2 separate regions of the Homo sapiens genome follow, and region 2 is linked to region 1. A link is a loop called in an ENCODE intact Hi-C map of the cell type or tissue named here. Cell type or tissue: natural killer cell. All regions are shown on one strand. Links, peaks and the distances in the headings refer to the core of each region. The heading gives the core; the rest is flanking DNA.

Evidence for each region. Hi-C counts contacts between places; a loop is a spot of excess contacts. Peaks named below come from ENCODE experiments on the same cell type or tissue, not always from the same donor. Only the 100,000 strongest peaks of a DNase experiment are listed, where the experiment ranks them.
Region 2: a loop joins it to region 1, with 5 times the contacts of the local background. A loop is called at or near these places in 63 of 110 quality-filtered maps.

The regions. Positions count from the first base shown.
Region 1 is chr2:102,363,588-102,371,587 of GRCh38, forward strand. IL18R1 (interleukin 18 receptor 1) reads left to right here. Exons shown (of 11, transcript NM_003855.5): 3 at 4,238-4,481. Among named protein-coding and RNA genes, the nearest start is that of IL18R1, 12 kb to the left of the region's middle. RefSeq lists an enhancer at 4,158-4,207. In natural killer cell, for the core only: no CTCF peak of the experiment used is centred there; DNase peaks (open chromatin) are centred at 3,364, 4,004, 5,044 and 5,314; H3K4me3 peaks cover 917 bases; H3K27ac peaks cover 4,258 bases.
Region 2 is chr2:102,254,920-102,267,775 of GRCh38, forward strand. No RefSeq gene overlaps it. Among named protein-coding and RNA genes, the nearest start is that of IL1RL1, 50 kb to the right of the region's middle. In natural killer cell, for the core only: no CTCF peak of the experiment used is centred there; DNase peaks (open chromatin) are centred at 1,532, 3,852 and 7,422; H3K27ac peaks cover 1,417 bases.

The DNA.
Region 1 (8,000 bases), core at 1-8,000:
CATGAGTTCCATGTCCTGTGGACATACACTAATAGCCTTACTCCTCATTATAATGAGAGCATGTTTCAGGCACAGAAACAGCCATGCAGCCAGTTGTGCAAAGTTGCCAAGCTCCCAGCTGCCTGCCCTGAAGAGCACTTTTCATGAATGTTTCACTCTAGGGAGACATGACAATGTTCTACATGTAGGATTCACTGAACCTAGTTGAGTTTAAATGACAAAATGCTATGATTGTCCAAACTCAAGACAGTTTCAAACACAGACTTTATTCCAAAGGGCATTGGTTGTTGGCACTGCTGGGTTCTTATACTGTGTTTATGGAACAATAGGAGTGCCTATTTTGGCACTTGGAACTCCACAAACCTTGAATTCCACTTATTTATCCCATCAAGGACCATTTCCAACAAGCATTATGGTAATCAACAAAGCCTCTAATGGTAAACCATGATTAGATATCCAAAGCTTCTAGCTGCCTGAGGAGGGGGGTGGTGTGGACTTTCAATTATCAACCTCCCACCTCTGGAGAGTGTGTAATTCACATTAAGTTTCTTCAAATGGTAATACTTCCAGAGAGCACATGTCCATCCAAACACAGTCATATGTGTTTATAGAAGCTTTTTAAGACAAGCGAAAACCTGAAAACCTAGAAATAAGCCAATATCCAACAGACATTTGTTTAATAAACCAAATCCCCAACATGCATCCTTTTATAAAATGGATAAATTGCGAAATGGTAACACGATTAGATACTACATTACAATGAGAAAAGAACACATCACTGCTACAGCATGAATGCATTTATAACAATCATGTCAAAATAACCCAGACATAAAGGAGCACATATTGTATAGCCTATGCATTTTATTATATTAACTCTAAAACAGGAAAATAAATGAACTGTTAATGACTCACCAGGGTTTTGCATGTCAATTGAAGCTGACACCCACATATACACATGTATCACACCTTCTATGTTGAAGTATTAGTATAAAATAGAGATTGTATTGCAACCAGAAAACATGAAGTTGGTGCTCCTTAACTCTTGTGTTTTGTGGTAGATTCGACATCCATGTTTTCAAAGAATGTGTATTAGTCCATTCTCATGCTGCTAATAAAGGCATACTTGAGACTGGGTAATTTATAAAGGAAAGAGACTTTATTGATTCACAGTTCTGTATGGCTGGGGAGGCCTCAGGAAGCTTACAATCATAGTGGAAGGGGAAGAAAACATATCCTTCTTCACATGGTGGCATCAAGGAGAAGGCTGAGCAAAAAGGGGAAAAGCCCCTTATAAAAACATCAGATCTTATGAGAACTCACTCACTATCAGGAGCACAGCATGAGGGTAATCACCCCCATGATTAAATTACCTTCCACCAGGTCCCTCCTATGACACATGGGGCTTATGGGAACTACAATTCAAGATGATTTGGGTTGGGGTATAGCCAAATCATATCATTCCACCCCTGGCCTCTCCCAAATCTCATGCTCTCACATTTCAAAACACAATCATGCCCTTCTAACAGTCCCCCAAAGTCTTCACTCATTCCAGCATTAACTCTAAAATCCAAGTCCAAAGTCTCATCTGAGACAAGGAAGGTCCCTTCCTATGAGTCAGTAAATTCAAGAGCAATTTAGTTACTTCCTAGATACAATGGGAGTACAGGCATTGAGTAAATACACCCCTTCCAAATGGGAGAAATTGACTAAAACAAAGGGGCTACTGGCCCCATGCAAGTTCTAAATTTAATAGGGCAGTCATTAAACCTTAAAGTTCCAAAATAGTCTCCTTCAACTCCATGTCTCATATCCAGGTCACGCTGCTGCAAGAGGTAGGATCCCATGGCCTTGGGCAGCTATGCTCCTGTGGCTTTGCAGGGTACATCTTTCTTCCTGGTTTCTTTCATGGGCTGGTGTTGAGTTTCTGGGCTTTTTCAAGTGCATGGTGCAAGCTGTCAGTGAATCTATCATCCTGGGGCCTGGAGGATGGTGGCTTTCTTCTCTTAACTCCACTAGCTGTACTCCAGTGGGGACTCTGTATGGGAGCCCCAACACCACATTTCCCTTCCACACTACCCTAGCAAAGATTCTACATGAGGGTTCCACCCCTGCAGCAAACTTTTGCCTGGACATCCAGCATTTCCATACATCCTCTGAAACCTAGGCGTAGGTTCCCAAACCTCAATTCTTGACTTTTGTGCACCTGCAGCCTCAACACCATGTGGAAGCTGCCAAGGTTTGGGGCTTGCACCCTCTGAAGCCACAGCCTGACCTGGTATCTTGGCCTGTTTTAGCAATGGCTGGAGGGGTAGGATGCAGGGCACCAAATCCCTAGGCTGCACACAGAAAGGGACCCTGGGCCCATCCCAGGAAATCATTTTTTCCTCTTAGGCCTCTGGGCCTGTGATGGGAGGGTCTCTCATGAAGATCTCTGACATACCCTAGAGGCATTTTTCCCCTTGTCTTGGCAATTAACATTTGAGTCCTCATTTCTTATGCAAATTTCTGCAACCAGCTTTAATTCCATGCCCCCCATTCCCACGAACATGGATTTTTCTCTCCTACCACATTCTCAAGCTGTGAATTTTCCAAACTCTTATGCTCTGTCACCTCTTGAATGATTTGCTCTTTAGAAATTTCTTCTTCCAGATAATCGTCTCTCAAGTTCAAAGTTCCATAGATCTCTAGGACAAGGGCAAAATGCAACTAATCTCTTTGCTAAACATAACAAGATTCACTTTTGCTCCAGCTCCCCAAAAGTTCCTCATCTCCATCTGAGACCACCTCAGCCTGGACTTTATTGTCCATAACATTATCAGCATTTTGGTTAAAGCCATTTAACAAGTCTTTAGGAAGTTCCAAACTTTTCCATATTTTCTTATCTTCTTCAAACTGTTCCAACTGTTCCAAACTGCCCTCCAAACTGTTCCAACCTCTGCCTGTATGCAGTTCCAAAGTCACTTCCACATTTTGTGTATCTTTACAGTAGCACCCCACTTCTGGTACCAATTTACTTTATTAGTCCATTCTCACACTGCTAATAAAGGCATACCTGAGACCAGGTAATATATAAAGGAGAAAGATTTAATGGACTCAGTTCTGCAGGGCTGGGGAGGCCTCAGGAAACTTACAAAAGGGGGAAAAGCCCCTTACAAAACCATCAGATCTCATGAGAACTCACTCACTATCATGAGAACAGCATGAGGGTGACTGCCCCCATGATTAAATTCAAGATGAGGTTTGGATGGGGACACAGCCAAACCATATCAGAATACTTCTATCACATCACTTCCTCTTTATGTTGTGGTTAACAATTTTGAGTTAAAACCAGACTGCTGCTTTGAGAAACAAACCCTGACTATAGAGAAGGCATTCTGTCCATGTCCTAAGGGAAATGTTTCGTTCAGTTTAAATACTCTCATTCTCAAAATGTGGTAAAAGTGCACCCGAGAGTCACTGGAGGGTAGATTATGAGAAAGACCCATTAATGCTGAACTTGAAGTACCACAAGTGCCGAAAGAGGGGAACGAGCACCTATCCTGGGTAGATGATGGTCAGATATATTTCCAAAGCCAGAGAATCTGGGTCAATTGAGAAAGAGGGAAAGTGACAGATATGCAAATTTGGATTGATATTATATTAATGAATTCTTGATTATCCACATGGTGACCTACAGTAATAATAAATGTACACACACTGTAAGTTACATAGGCACACTTTTAACCATCCCCACACTTACCAGGGAATGTTAGATAGGCAGGGTGAATGCAAGGTGAGTGAGATTTCTGATGGTGCAGAGGAAGAACGCCAAGGTTGCTAGATTTCTTGTTTTCTTTTCTACTGAGACTCCTCAGCAGGGTATATTTTGAGGTAGGTATGGCAGCACCGTGACTTCTGTGGCTTTCCCTATGAAGAAGTTGTAATGTGTAATATTTTCTTCTAAGAGGTGACACAATTATCAGTCTTCTAGCTATGGTTGGTTAAGTTCTGATACCTTCCTGTTGGGGAGAAACTGTCAGAAGTTGTGTTTTCATCTATGTTCTGAAAGTGCCTTATCCTTTCTAGTGTTGGAAAGATTGACGCAAAAATAAAGAACCCACAGGAAATTGACACCGAGATTTCTCAGGACTTTCTTGCTAACCTTGCTTCTTCACCTAATGCATTAGGAGACCAAAAAAAGTTACCTTGTCATTTTGGTTTTTGTTTTTATTTATTTTACTTTACTAATCTTTTGAAGAATCTTGTACTTCACGTCCCCACATTACTGTGGTTGAAGGGGAACCTTTCTATCTGAAACATTGCTCGTGTTCACTTGCACATGAGATTGAAACAACCACCAAAAGCTGGTACAAAAGCAGTGGATCACAGGAACATGTGGAGCTGAACCCAAGGAGTTCCTCGAGAATTGCTTTGCATGATTGTGTTTTGGAGTTTTGGCCAGTTGAGTTGAATGACACAGGATCTTACTTTTTCCAAATGAAGTGAGTAACCCTTTCTTTTCAAAATGTATTTCACAGCCCTCTTGTCCTTTGTTCAGCAACTCAAATATGCAGTAATCTGAAAGGTCAGATAATCACCACATCCTTTTCTTTCCTACTCTTCCTATGACATGAAATACATTCTTTGTTATGGAACAGAATAAGTTTATCTCTCTCTGCTTATTTTCTTAGTGACCTTAATGAAAGGAGATTACTTTGATAGGATTTCCTTTTAGGGGATCCTTACCAATGACAAGTGACGATTGCATGAAAGTCAGTTTTAAAATTCAGCTGCTCCTGTTGTCTACATGCCCCCAGTCAAATGAAATCAGCAGCTCGGACTTCACGATAATATTAATGTGTTGCGAATGGGGCAGTGTCAGCTTCCTGGGTGGCATCCCTGGTGGGGAGCAGGGATGGGGTTGATGCAGAAACACCCTAGTCCAGTCTGCAGGGGCTCACTGGGAGCCAGGTGGCAGTGCTAGTGGAGGAAGTGTGTGTCTGGCAGCCAATCGCAACCCACAGCTGGCGGCAGTGAGAGAGGGCAACACGGAAGGGCTTTGCATTTTACTCATGAGGTGGCCCTAGATTGTGCCAGAATACTCGAAATTGGGTTGCATAACTTCCATGAAATGAGCACAGCCAACTGAAAGCATCACCCACACTTACCGAACATGTTTCTTTTTAGATGTACCTACCTACATATGTAGGTAGTTTTATAGAGACTTGAGACTGACCTGTAAGAAATAGCTCAGGGCCAGCTGAAGGTGATGGTGTGTAGATTTCATATGTAGCAGATTTCTTTTAGAAGCACTTCTAGAGTGAGTCCTGATCATTATCAACCATGCTGTTGAGAGCAGAGTGAGCTACCACTGTGAAACCTTGGTAGCACTTCTGTAGTTTTGCACCAAATCAGGTCATTTTTGTTTGTTTTTATACATAGGAACTCCCAGGCATCAGAAAAAAATTAAATAACTCTTTTGATAAAAATCAGTACATCTTTAGATGACCTTTTAAGAGTGATAATTACAGAAATGGGTCACAACTGGGATTTTTCATAACAAGCTAAGGAAGAATGAATACTCACAAATGGGGTAAAGGAAAAAGAACAACAAACACCGCCCCCCCCACCACAAACTTCCAACTCCTGATTGAATGAAGGCACAATTTAAAGGAATAAAGTATTCTGGACAGGCCTGAGAGAGCACGTTGAGAGGAACAGCCAGGCATCTATGATCATCACTTGGAGATAACAGAAGCAAATGGCATTGGCCATCTTTCTGATACGGGTAGTAGAGAATACAGCCTGGCTTAGGAAGCAACAATGGAAGCAAGAGATTGAGGCAGGATGTCAGAGAGAGGTGTGGAGAGACAGGGTAGCAGATAGGAGATGCTAAGAAAAATGAGGTGTCCCAGAGTGGATATTGGAGACTGATCACTATGAGAGTAAAGTGTTGAGGAGAGAAGCAGCTTTGACAATGGCCTTGAAAATAAATGGGATTCTACATGGAAGCAGGTTGTTTTAGACACCCAGGAGCATAGAAGATACAGACATATTCAAATATAGCATAATTAGTAAGCAGTATTTACTGCAGATGTGTGTGTATACACATATGTGTTCTAACTTAGGTGTGTAACCCTTTGCAGTTTGATGTGGGATCTATCAGTGAACAGACTTTACACCTGAAAATTTCCCGTTAGAACAGTAATTCTTTAATTTTTAGGAGTACATTGCTAATAATCAAATGCCACTGAGGACTGATAATTTAATCCTGCAGTGAAAATCACTTTATCCCACCAAATTTTAAGAACGAAATCAACTAAGAAGGAAGGGGATACAAAAGGGATAGTTTTCAATGATAGAGATGAAGAAATGAAGGTAGAGGGAAATGTACACACAGAAATCTAATAAACCAATCCTAGGCTGACAGGCAGCAAGTTCAGCTTGGTGAGCAGCCTCAGAAGTGGGGGCTGGTGTTTATCCCCTGGTGTCTGTGGACAAAAATGAGTGGTTTTCATAACCAGGATGGGCTGGGCCTGCAGCAGGAAAGTGTGGTCACAGCTTTGGGTCAGTTGGCCTCAGTGTTAACCCTAGCCTTGGAGCTCCTGGATGGCAGGTGCAGTGTGTTGTTGATTGTTTCAGTGTTCCCAGAGCAGTGTCCTGCACATGGAGTGTCATCAGTCCTCTAGCATTTGTTGAGTGTTAGGAATTGAGGATTACAGAGGTAGAGAACAATGTAGTCTGAAAAAATGGGGATATTCATGTACCCTATTCCTTTTAAGCAACAAGTCATAGAGATCCAGAAATCTCTATCTCTCCAATTCATTGAGGTCAAAGTTGGGGAGACATTACGAAAACACACTTGAGAAGAAGGTGCTGCCAATGGGATCCTGAATCCATTTCAAGAGCCAGGTAGCTCTATCATGTCCCATGGCCATGGACCCACTGCCTATAACTGTGACAACAGCCTGCCACATTCTCCAGTCACGGCCAATCTTTTATAAATTCATGCCCAAGGTGAAGGGGCCAGATTCATTGGATTGTGAAAGTGTAGAATTGTGCAGAGCACTTCTGGCCTCTGGGGCCAAATAGATGTGCATTTGTATCCTGGCCCCATCTTGTAGCAAGTGTGTGGCCTGAGTGAGTTGTTTAACCTGTCTGAGATTTAGCATTCTCATCTGAGCCTAAGGAAAATAGTCATCTCCCTTGCATGTACATAGTCTAATACCTGGAACTCAGTAAGTGTTAGTCTTTTCTTCCTTCTATCCTATTGTAGACCTAAAGGGGAACTGGAAGAGCCTAAGGTGGGCACAAATGTGTCAGGCATAGAGGATAACTTAAAAACACGCATCTGCTGTATTTAGCAAATAAATCTATACATCACAGGTGCAGTGGAAGCAAACATGAAATTTGAAACATTTTCTCTTTAAAATCTTCATTTAAAAAATACTGTATTGTTTTCCAATTCCAGATCACCTTTTTTTGTTGTTGTTGTTGTTGTTTTTTTGAGATGGAATTTCGCTCTTGTTACCCAGGCTGGAGTGCAATGGCGCGATCTCCACTCACTGCAACCTCCGCCTCCTGCCTCAGCTTCCCGAGTAGCTGGGATTACCGTACCCAGCTAATTTTTGTAGTTTTAGTAGAGACGGAGTTTCACCACATTGGCCAGGCTGGTCTCAAACTCCTGACCTCAGGTGATCCACCTGCCTTGGCCTCCCAAAGTGCTGGGATTACAGGTGTGAGCCACTGCACCTGGCCTAGTGATAGTCCTGATCACTAATTTCTGATCAGGAGTAACAACAACTATAAAATCTATTCACACTCACTTTTGGTCAGTAAGGCATTTAAAGAGCTAATTCAATTACACTGAGGGCAGCAACTCCAGACTTTGGTTTATTCAACAGTAAAAGAAGGGGATTGGAAGAAGTTGCCTTGAGAAACAAAACCTAATATATATATACACACATTTAGAAAACAACATCAGGAGTTTATAGACCTTTTGAAACCAAAGCCACCCTCCC
Region 2 (12,856 bases), core at 1-8,000, 110 kb before region 1:
CAATTTTATGCCTCTCTAGAAACAGGTACTATCTCTTAATACAATATTTCTCTAATATCTCTTAATATAACAGTACTTTTTCACATAGATCCTGGCTTAAGTTTCTTTAAAATTTCTTCTCAGAAATTGTTTTGTTGTTGCTATTGGGAATGTTTTTTTCCATTTTTTTTTCTCATAGTTACTTCCAGGCTGATGAAATCCTGGTTTTTCTACTTTTATTTTAACTTGTCAACTGCTGTTTATTTTATTTTATTGGCAGATTTATTTTGTTTATATAGACAATCATAACCGGAAATAGTAATAAACTTGTCTTTTTCTTTCCATTATTTGTGGAGTTTGTTTCTTTTTTCTGTCTAATTTTTAGACTGTCTAAAATTTTGCTTAATAGGAATGAGAGGGGACATATCTCTATGGTTTTACTCTTAGCTATGATGTTGGCTGTTTTTATTTTCTTTAAAAATTTTAATTATTTTACATTTAAATTGTTTTAAATTAAATGATCTTCTAGGCTTAGTTGACTAAAAGCTTTAAGTTTTGAAAATTTGTATTGAATTTTGTCATAGGAGTCTTCGGCATATATTAAGATGATTATATGATTTTTCTTCTTTGACTTTTTGGTATGATGAAGCATATTGATACATTTCCTGATATTAAGCCATCTTTGAATTCCTGAGTATACAGTGTACTTATATTTGTTAATGTGCTTCATTTATCTAATTTTATTTGGAATTTTCATTTATATTTGCAAATGAAATTACGAATGAATGTTTACATTTACTAACTCTGTCCTGTAGAAATTATGCTGGCTTGCCAGGTGTGGTGACTCACACCTGTAATCCCAGCACTTTGGGAGGCTGAGGTGGGTGGATCACCTGAGGTCAGGAGTTCAAGACCAGCCTGGCCAACATGGTGAAACCCCATCTCTACTAAACAAAACAAAACAAAAACAACAAAGAAACAACAACAACAAAGTAGCCAGGCATGGTGGCAGGCACCTGTAATCCCAGCTACTTGGGAGGCTGAGACAGGAAAATCGCTTGAACCCAGGAGGTGAAGGTTGCAGTGAGCTAAGAAAGCACCATTGCACTCCAGCCTAGGTGACAAGAGTGAAACTCTGTCTCAAAAAAAAAAAAAAAAAAAAAAGAAAAGAAAAGAAATTATGCTGGCTTTATAAAGCAAATTACAAACCTTTTCATCTTTTAATAAGCTCTGGCAGTGTTAATATAGGCTGGAAATTATTTCTTCTTTACAGATGTGAAGGCAATTATCTGAGTCAGGTACTACTTTGGTGATTATTCTTAAATTATATTTGTTATTTCTAACACATTTATTGATTTGATTCTTTTTTATTTCTTTAATAATAAATAAAAGTTTGGTAATTTACTCTTATCTAGAAATAATGCACATATAATTTTCTAATTAATTACTATATGGAGATATAATCTTTCTAAAAGCAGTTAATGTTCTGAATGTATATTGTTCTTTGTTTCATCTCTAACTTTGTTTACTTTCACTTTCACTTCTCCCTCCTGTGACTTAACTAGGCAGAGATGCCTATTTTACCATCTACCCTCTATTCCACTTGAATTTATCAATGCAAACATTTTCTCTTAACCAATTAATTTTATCTTTAAGTCCTTCTCCCTCTTTTTTTTCAAGTTTATTTGTGACTCTCATGATTGTTTTCTAAATTCTCAGGATAAGTACTTAGCAACTTCATTCAAATACTTTATTTTTTTTTTTTAAGAATTAAACAATTGCCCTCCCAGTACAGCTTTGGCTGTATTCCAGAAGTTTGCTATGCAGCGTTCTTCTGGGTATTTTATTAATATTGAGATACTTAAGTTTTGATTTTTGATTTTTGAGTTTCATTTTAAACAATGTTGTTGCCTTTCTTTTTTCCTAGCGGTTCAGTTTGTTTGCATGTAACATTGTTAATTATTTCTAGCTATATTTCATGGTAATCAGAAAACAGAGTCTTTACCAATCATAATATAATGTTAAGTAACCTCTTGGCATAACTACTGTACTTCTACTGGCATTAGAAGCAAGATGATAATTTTCCTATTATAACTTTAGTGTCCAGTTTCCACATTCTCACATTTCTTTACTCACCAATTGTTAACTGTACGGGACAATGTTGAGCCAAGCATGACGGGGACATAATTGAGGACTGCAGTTAATGTGCTGTTGCCAGAGAGCAAATGTAAAAGGGATCTTCACCATTAGCCTGTCTCACCCTTTGCCCCTCCGCGCTTAGGGGCTGGTAAGGGTACTGTCACCTCAGGGGCAAGAGATGATGAGGATTTGGGCTATAGGTGTTGAGGATTTGGGACTCTGTTGTAAGTAGAAGCTGGCTAGGATGGCTGAGGGTTCAATCTCCTTGGTGGAAGACCCAGGGAGACTGTGGCAGTGAGGGGTGAGTCTCAGGGAGGTGAGTTGCTACCCATACAAGCAAAGCTGCTTCTGGAGGGCACACTCAGGATATCACAGAGGAGTCTGGGGTCCCCGTCTTGGTGTCTGGAATGAGCACTGGGTCAGGAGCTGATCGAGTGTATGCCTCTGTCTGCCCTGGTCTTGCTGGCCATTAGCAATGCCACTATGTGGAGTCACTCTCTTTCCTTAGGGCAATCAACACTTTTTCCCTTTTTCCCCTAAACCTACCCTTCTAAGGAAGACACTGTTGGTGCTTCAGAGGTGGTGTGACTTTCTAAATGAGGATGGCCTCTCAAGAAAACCCATGTGATTTTTTATCCTAACTTATCTTACATCATAGTAGAAACTTCTCTCATTTTAAAGGACTGCTGCTAGCACACAAACTCAAGTTCAATTTCTGGGTAGTGTCCCTCTGGTAGGGTCACTCATTACAAAAGAATAAAGAAATATTTCCTGCATCTTTATTTTCTCTTATGTTGGGGCCACAACAAAATAATCACATTTATGCCTTTAAGCTTCTAACTGCACCCTAGTTGATTTGCTATTTGTATATTCTTCTCTAATATTGTATGTGCCTGTTTAACCATCTCTGAGCACTCTTTTCCTAAAATGTACATTCCTACACAAAGCTAATATCCCATTGCCTATTAAAAAGTATCCAAAATTTATTGAGAAGAATGTCATTTGCATTTAAAAAGTCAACTCCTTGCCTGGCAATCTAAGACCCTTCTCCCTTATCCTGCTCATAATTCTACTGTCTATCATTAGTTCTTTTCAGCTAATCATGCTCCAGGGGACATGATGACATTTGGCAACTGGAGATCAGTTTCATGGAGGTCGGGTCCTGTTACATATCCCACAATGTGCAGAACAGCTGCCGCCCACAACAAAGAAGTGCCAGGCCCCAATGTCAATAGTTCTGAGGCTGAGAAAACCTGCTCTAGACAATGAGGGAAAGGGATGCCCTCAGAACCACCTGGGGGATTCCCACCAAATGATTCTGATGTGCCCCATTCCTGGTTTAGCATAACTGTCCTGGAACAGAGTAAGTTCATCTCCTGAATGAAGTTACTCTCGTTTCTCCAAACACCATTAACTGCTCTTTCCTTTGGCTTAATTATATCACTGTAGAATGGTTTCCAGGAATGGCAATTTTCTTTGATTCTCTCCTACATGCACACTCTTTCCATTGGAGGGTCTCCTTTGGGAAGATTAAGTGATGTGAGAAGCATGCAGAGCACCTGCCTCGTCACCCAGAGTGTGAGATCCTCCATGAAAGGGAGTCTACTCTCCTTCCTTTTTCTGTAGTTTAAGCACTTTGGAATCTGAGGCCATGCCTCATGCAACTCACAGCAACACAGGAAGGCACTCATCTACAGAGTCACCCAGTGAGTCATTCATACTAAAGTAATATCTCTTTTCATTTCACCATCAGGAGTAGTAATGTGGATTCAGTAACAGGCAAGTAACACTCTCAAAACCACAAGTATCTCCTGAGAGCAGCAAATAACAGAGTTAAAAACTTTCCTTTCTGAGAACATTGCCTTTCTCAGAAACGAAGGTGCTAAAATCACTTTTTCTTGTAAAGTGGTGATTGGAAGTAACCATTGATCACAAATGCTAATTCAGCTTCTCTAAAAGACATGTCATCTCAGACATGGTCTCTAGGCTATTGTACCCTTCCTCTCACCAAACACACATGCAGGTAATCCTCTCCATGTGCTCAAGTCTGGAGAAATGATATATCTCACAAGTTTACACCTTTTCTTTAACTGAAATAAATGTAACCTGAAATCAACACAAAATCCAACCATGTCTTACTGTTATTCACTAAAGGTTCTTAGAACCACAAGATTACAGTATTTTGTGGCTACTGGGAGGTATTTTCATTTCTTTTTCACAAAAAGACCCAGTTATTTGACTGGTACCATCAGGGTTGATTTTTGTGTAAAATTGTGTTTTAGTGTCTCTTACACCCCACACATACATAGTTAATTTATCAGGGTCCTTGTTATTATCTCCTCTTCTTTGTAAAGTTAGACTTAAAAATATACAAGTTTTGAAATGAACAAATGGCTGTGAATTGATTGGCTGAGAATGGTTTCTTCATGGAATAGAAGAAAGACAAGCGCTCTTTTCACTCTGTGTTCTTAAACAGTCTTCATGCTTAGAATATGATTTTAAATTTAAATACCTAGTTCTCCTATCCATAATTAACTTGAAATGATTACTACTTAATTTTCCACCTGAATACATCATTTTCTTTTCCTTTATCTTTTGGATACATTTTTATTTGTGTACCTTCCATGGGTCAATTTAGGAAAGTTATGTACCTTCTTTGGCCCTTAGTTTCCTCAAATCCAGAGTGAGGGGTTTTGACTACATTAGTGGTTCTCAAACCTGACTGCACAGAATAATTAACTGAGGAGCTTGAGGAAATACATAATGCCCAGTTGATTCTGAGTGAGACCCACGGGGCAGATCAACTCTTAGATTATTTCCAACCTTAAAATTCTGTGCTCTGACAATACCCATTCTGGCGAGGCTGGTGAAATTGGCGAGCCATTGATCTCAAATGGAATGGTTAGCTTGGTGATTCCAGTGGCCCGTTTCATTACAGGTATCAAAAAATCTTTAAAAAGTACCTAACTTTGGGCCAGGCATGGTGGCTCACACCTGTAATCCCAGCACTTTGGGAGCCTAAGGCAGGAGGATTGCTTGAGCCCAGGAGTTCGAGACCAGCCTGAGCAATATAGTGGGACCCTGTCTCTACAAAAAGTTTAAAAATTAACCAGATGTGATGGAGCCCGGGGTATCAAGGCTATAGTGAGCCATGATTGCACCACTGCACTCCAACCTGGGTGACAGACAGAGTGATACCCTGTCACAAAAAAAAAAAAAAAGAAAGAAAGAAAGAAAAAGAAAAAAAAAAGAAAAGAAAACAACACCTAATTTTTGACCCTGCAGTTCTACTTCTAGGCATTTATTCTTAAGAGATTATTAATGGTGTGCCAGATATCTAGTTATAATGATGTTGACTCCAGTGTTATATAAAACAGAAAAAATGAAATTCGGTAATATTTAAATAAATTATGGTACAAGCATACAATAAAATATGATGCAGACATTAAAATAATGTTAAAGAAAAGTATTTATGTCATGGGAAACTATTTATAGTATAACACATGAAAAAGTTGGTAATTTATTTTAAAAATTAATAATGTGGCCAGGCACAGTGGCTCATGCCTGTAATCCCTGCACTTTAGGAGGCCAAGGCGGGCAGATCACCTGAGGTCAAGAGTTTGAGACCAGCTTGGCCAACATGATGAGACCCCATCTCTACTAAAAATACAAAAAAATTAGCCGGCTGTGGTGGCATGCGCCTGTAATCCCAACTACTCGGGAGGCTGAGGTGGAAGAATCTCTTGAACCTGGGAGGCGGAGGTTGCAGTAAGCCAAGATCACACCACTGCACTCCAACTGGGACAGCAAGAGTGAAACTCCATCTCAAAAAAAAAAAAAAAAAAAATATATATATATATATATAGAATAACATTTGTAAGGTTATAGAGCAAAATGATGACAAAGGTTTGAGTGGTGGGATTACAAGTAATTTTGATTTCTCTCTTTTTTGGTTATGTTTTCTATGACTACTATTATTGCTTTAATTAGGGTTATTTTAAAATCATTCTCTAATCTAGCTCCTTCTAGATATGCATGTTTAAGCCTTAAACTCTTCTCTACACCTTTGTGTCCCAAACTGCACCGCTATAGTGCTTAGCTACAATCCCAGGTTTACAAGAAGTACTGAACTCAAACCAGCAAACATGGGTGGGCTCCACTCAGGGTCCTGACCTAAGGTCATCGAACACAAATGGAGGAGGCAGATTCCTTATCAAGAGTACAATCCAAGACAAACTGACATAAGTGCTCTATAAATGTGTAACCAGGATGCAGGACTCAAAGGGAAGTCCCAAGCCAGGAGGAATGCACAGAGCCCTCCCAAACCAAGTGACATCGGAGAATGAGAAGGTTTCCCCTGGCAGAGAATGGGAGGACAAAGGGCTGTAGAGATAATGGGAACATAAACACTGATTTCTTAATGTACACGGCATATTTGGGAAAAATAGAAGATTTGGGCCCGAGTGTCAAGTATGAGGATAAAATGCATGTGTTGAAGAAGAAATCTGGGGAAGTCCCAGCCCTTACTGTACCTTTGTGTGAAAAGAAAGGTACCTCCTTTGCAGAGAAAAGTACCTCCTTCTCTGAGCAGACTCAAGCTCAGCCCAGGTCGTGGGACGAACTTAGTGATTGGAGGATGGGTTGGGTTTTAGTTGCCACTTGCTCCATCAGCTGGACACACTCCTGCAGTGTACAAACTGAACAACGGCTCCTACCACAATGCTGTGAGGTAAGGATACAGAGCTCAAAGAAGGTAAATAATTTGCCCATATTTTGAGCAAGGACATGCATCCAGAGTGAAGACTCTTAAGCAATGAATGTGGACATGATTCCATGGGCTGTGGGAACCATTGCTGGTTATTGAGGAGGAAATGAAATTGAATGCACTAAGACTAGGGCACACATGGAGAATAAACAGGAAGCTATTGAACGCTCCTGGTGAGACATGATGAGACCTGAATTTGGACAGTGGTAGTGAGTAATGAAAGAAGTGAAGAAGTGTGATGGATATTTTGTAGGTAGCATGAGTGAATTTGCAGGTGAGGTGAAGTGAGGAGGGGGAGAAGGAAGACTGGCTTGATATGGGTCTTGAAGCCATCGGCATTTGCTGATAGTTGAAATTATGAGAATTTATGAGAGTCTCTAGAAAGAGAAGGAAAGACAGATCCTTAGAAAATGCCTACATTTAAGAGGAATCAGTGAATGAACCCAAAAATAGCAATCAGAGTGAGGGAAGGGACACAAAGAAGAAAGTAGGGTGTCATGGAGGCCAAGAGTAGAGTGTCAAAGAGGAAGTGGTCAAAGTGTCAAATGGCACCAGTGTAGAACAGATGAGAGCTGAGAAGATTTCATTAGCAAGTCAGTCAGAAGGCAATCCATTACCTTCAATGAGCAGTTCAAACCCCAAGGTTCCAGGGGGTAGGTGTGTGGTGGGGGCGGTGAAGGCTGGAGTAGAGCTCTTTTGTAAGAATTTGGGTAGAGAAAGGAAGGAGAGAGGCAGGGCAGTGGTTTCATAGGAAAGTGAAGACCAGGGAAGGCTTTAGTTATAGGGGCATGTGTGTCTAGAACATGCTTAGAGAGCGAGTGATACAGACATCACTATCTGAAGCTGATAGATACAGACGTCAGAACTGAGACATAGAAGAACCCTTTGAAAGGTGAGACTGCATTGGGAGCTGGGAGGATTGAGAAATCAAACCTAGAACACAAGTGGAGGGGCTGAGTTTGGAAAAGAGGCATGCTTTTCTTAGGAAGGAGGAGTGGGGATGAGGGAGGAGATGGGTGAAGGTTCTGGGAAACGTTGAGTTGTGCAAGAGAGGTGGTGATGGTGCACCAGCAAGAGTCCCTTTTCTCAATGGTTAGGAAATGAGAGCAGTGGCTTATAGCAACGGACATGATGATGCATTTTCACATCTGAGCCAAATAGAACATCTGAAAAGATGCTGTTGGAATGGAAAGGAAAGAAGCTTTGGGTGAGTAGAAGGGTCAATCAGAAGTGTGGCAGGCACTCTGACTGCAGTTGGATAACTTGAGGTTGTTAGATTTGTGAGGAGAAAAGTCATCTTTATCTTGTTCACCATTCCATTCCCGTGATATAACACAGTGCCTCGCCGAGCAGATGTTCAATAAATATTTGTTTAATGGATGTCTTCTGTACTTGTGCTAATCAGTAAAATGAGGTAAATTTCACCAGCACATATTTCGTACCCAATGGAGAAAACAAAATTAGGGAAAGAGAAGACAGGGGCCATCACAAAGGCAGGGTCATTTTGCTGTTGATGCTGGTTAACATCCCCCCTTATCACTTTCAAGTGATAAAAGAGGGAGATATGTCACTCTGGGTTCAAAGACATTTTCCACTTCAGTCCTTTTGTCAGTTTCCTGTTCTCAAACCTGTCCACCAAGCTCAGTGCAGTCCATCATACGCACAGACAATTTCTGTTACTTGGTGGTGGGGGTGCATGACCAGCACGGGCTACCTCGGGATGGGATGAAGCATGGGCAGGGGACCTCCCACCAGCTCAGCAGACCTCTGAGGCCCATCCATAGCCCCAGTCCTGGGACTGCTCTTCATTAGGGGCTGCCCTTGGGTATCCTCTTTGCAAAATAAGATTTTTCTCTTTTAGTTTTCAGTTCACCTTTAATTTCTATCCTGTAATTCTATACCTATCTATTCTCTTTGGCATCATCACTGCTCCTCCACTCAACCCCCATTTCTTTTCTGGTCTTTGAAGCATGAAGACTTTTCCCCTGCCTGGGGTCTACACTGGCTTGTGGTCAAAACATTTGCCCCAGGGACCCATGGCTTCACCAAGGTAGCTGCTGTTCCCTGGAGCTCATCTTACATGAAAATGTGTGAATCTCATTTCCATAAGGGGTATTCTCACCCTTGTTCAGTTTTCCTGTGCTGAGTTACACATTTCCAAAATGACTTTTAGGGCATGATTCTCCTGATTGAATTTCCTGGGAGGCCCCACTGATACTCTTCTAGCAAGTGAGTGATTCTCCCAGCCCCTTTTCTTAATGCCAGGCTGGATGTCTCTCCGGCATTCTCTGGACTCACACCTCCACCCCCAGCCCTCTGCATACTTTTGAACTCCTTTCAGGTCATCAGCTTTTCTGTTCCATCTTGAAGGCTACATTTTAGAATTTCCGATGTGTCTTAGAATGGAAAAAAACAATGGCTGATTTTTCTACTTGTTTTTCTGAAAAGCAATCATTATATACAGATTATGGCACCCACAAATGACAGTGTTCAACACAAAGACATGTGTAAGAATTCCTCTGTATTTGAGGTCAGAGTGTCTTGCAATTTTAATAAGGAGGCTGGTGACTTCCAGGTGGTGGAAGCTCATTTATTGGGTCATGTCACTCACTCTGTGAGTCTTTTTCCTCTCCTAGTTCCATGAAGCAGCAGGCTAGAGAGAAGCGATTCACGTAGTTGGTGAAGACATTACATTTTTATGGTGCTGCTGGGTATGAGAGTTTGTGCAGCTTGGTTAGAATAAGGTGAGGCCAGGTGCGGTGGCTCATGCCTGTAATCCCAGCACTTTGGGAGGCCGAGGTGGGTGGATTATGAGGTCAAGAGATCAAGACCATCCTGGCCAACATGGTAAAATCCTGTCTCTGCTAAAAATACAAAAAATTAGCCAGGCATGATGGTGTGTGCCTGTAGTCCCAGCTACTTGGGAGGCTGAGGCAGGAGAATTGCTTGAACCCGGGAGGCAGAGGCTGCAGTGAGCTGAGATCACGCCACTGCACTCCAGCCTGGTGACAGAGCGAGACTCCGTTTCAAAGAAAAAAAAAAAAAGAATAAGGTAAATTGGGCCAAGGAAACCACAGACATGCCGGTTGTAGTGTTGTGTTAGTGGAAACTCAAAATGTTGAAAGAACGTCCTTTGCCTGTCCTCATGGTGGACTTAAAACCCACACCTCTCTCTGTATGGTACATAAATGTAGACTGCCAGTGACTACTGTCCTCCTTGCCACAAATAAGACTGAAAAGGCATTACTGCCAGTGGGAGAGGCCAGTATGTGACAGTTCATCCTATCTTGTGACACAGAGATCCCTGTCTGTATTAATCCACTCAGGCTGCCATAACAAAATACCACAGTCTTTGTTGTGTAAATAACAGTTCGGTTTCTCCTGAGGCCTCTCTCCTTGGCTTGCAGACAGCTGCCTTCTTGCTGTGTCCTCATGTTGTCTTTCCTCTGTGTGTTCCCATCCCTAGTGTCTTGCGCTCTTATGAGGACACAAGTCCTATTGGGTTAGGATTCATCCACATAAGCTTATTTTATCTTACTTACATCTTGAAAGGCACTATCTCCAAATACATTCATATCCATATATACTGGGGGTTAGGATTCCAACATGTGAACTTGGCGGAGACACAGTTCAGTCTTCACACTGCCCTTAGTGGAATCAAGAGTGTAGGCCTAAGTAGCAGAGTGGCACAGAGGAAAAACACCAGCCCCACAACCCAGTGGTCATGGCATTGAAAACATTCTCTCCCATGACTCTGCCTTACCTTGAGGACATTCTGTTAAGTGAAATAAGCTGGTCACAAAAAGACAAATACCATATGATTCCACTTGCGTGAGGTCCCTAGAGTAGTCAGATTCAGAGACAGGAAATAGAATGGTGGGTGCCTGGGCCAGTGTGGTGTATAAGGAATGGACGTTACTGTTCAATGGATGCAGAGTTTCAGTTTAGGAAAATGAAAAAGTTTTAGACATGGATGGTGGTGATGGTTGCACAACAGTGTGAATGTACTTAATGCTACTGAGCTGTACACTTACAAATGGTTAAGAGGGTCAATTTTATATTATGTGTATTAGTCCTCACAAATTTTTGAAAAGGTTACGAGCTGCGGAATCAGACCTGAGTTTTAGCTCCTTGTCCTCCTTCAACAATATGCACAACTCTTTATTTTTCTCTAGTAAGCCTCAGGTTTTTGAACTGCAAAATGGGAATAATGTTTCCTCCCTGGGGACTAAAGGAGATTGTGAAGCTAAGATGTTTGATAAAGTCTTTTGTCATATAACTAGCATTTGGCCAATGATAACTAATAATAGTAACAATGATAGAAGAAGAGAAAATTCAGGGTTCAAGCAGATGATGGCATTTGCTTTTGAGTGTTTTGTCTCTTCATGGGGTCAAAGTAAACTGGAACCTTGCCTGGGCTCAGAGAACTAGGATCAGCCTCCTTGTCACATCAGGGGCCCCTGGGACTAAGACTAAGAGTCTCCGGCAAAACTTCAAGGGAGGTTTTTCAGCACTCTCAAAAGAGTATGTTGCTTAATCATGCAGGCAGTAAATCCAAGAACATGCTGGAAGAGTTTGACAGTCCCAGATGACACTCTAGCTGCATTCTGGTCTCTCTGCTTCTGGCTTCCACAGCTGCTCACTGGGTCCTCTGCTGGCTCCAAGGCCAGTCCTGCCAGGCCACAGTAAGTGAAGAACTTGGCCTCCTGCTGGGACATGTTGTCTGCCAGTACAGTGGGTTTTGAGGCCCCAGATCTGGGCCCATGGAAGCTTCAAAGTCCTGGCTCTCTCCACAACTTCCTTTTCCCTCTTCCCTTGCCATGGTGGGCCACCTTCTGAGCCCTGAGCTGCCTCAGCATCCCAGGTCTTGGCTGTGGACTGTTACTGCCACCCTGCCCACAGTTTCTAAGAGCCAGCCCAGAGCCTGACACAATTCACTCAGTAAGGAGTTTATTGGGATATTAAGAAATGCAAATGTTCTTGATAAGAATGCAACCCAGAACTTCCACTTGATACTAGAGGAGTGGCTTTCAAACACTGGTGCAGAGCAGAATTAAGCATCTTTGGGTCTTTTTCCTCCTTCCCATATGAGGTTAGGTCCTGATAGAGGGGGTTTGGTGGATCCTGAGAGGAAACTGTCCTGGGGAAGGCAAGGTGGGAGAAGGCCTGGATAGCTGGACTGGGCTGGGCTGTTCCTGAGAACATATTGCTGTGGGGTTCCTTCTTTATTGTGGGCACCACCCTTTAATGCCATACTGCTCCTCCAGGGCTCCAGCCATGGCATGCCTCCTGAGAAGTCCAGGTGGACCCTGGTCCCTGCCCTGGGGTCAGGCGTCCTTCCCCTACCCCCATCCACGCAGGCCCAGCTCAGTTTTGCAAAGGTTACAGCTCCAGTGACTAGCGAGGACTGCTAATGGTGCAACTGCCTTGGGGACACCATGGGAGGATGCATTTGGGAGTGATCCCTGAATGCCTCCCCCATGGCCCTGACAGTTCCTTGCACCATGTGTGGGGCAACCTTTATAGGCCCTCCAGCCTCCTGAGCTCCTTGGTTCAAGAGCAACTGAGCCCAGCATAGTTAGAAGAAAAGCCTCCTCCCAGGCCTGCTGACCTCCATTCACAGGGGCACGGAGGGTCCCTTGGGCTTGGAGTAAGATGGTTTCTCCTGCCTCCAAGCCTTCTATGAGGCTCCTACTCTCCTTCCCCTGCTCTCACGCCCTCACCACCATGGTCTTCATTGAGACCTCAAGTCTAAGCTTATGATCCCTTTTATCCCTGGAATGCCATGCACCCCCGGATCACCCCTCATCTCCCACTCATTACATTACCCTGCTCTCAAAATCTCCGTAACACTCTGGAAATACACAATTCCATTTCTGTCCTCCTTCCCTCCCTCATTCTCAGAAACCTTCTCCAGTTTCTCAAGAACTCACCCTGCATCCTGGCAAAATCCCCTGCATCTCACACTCTTCT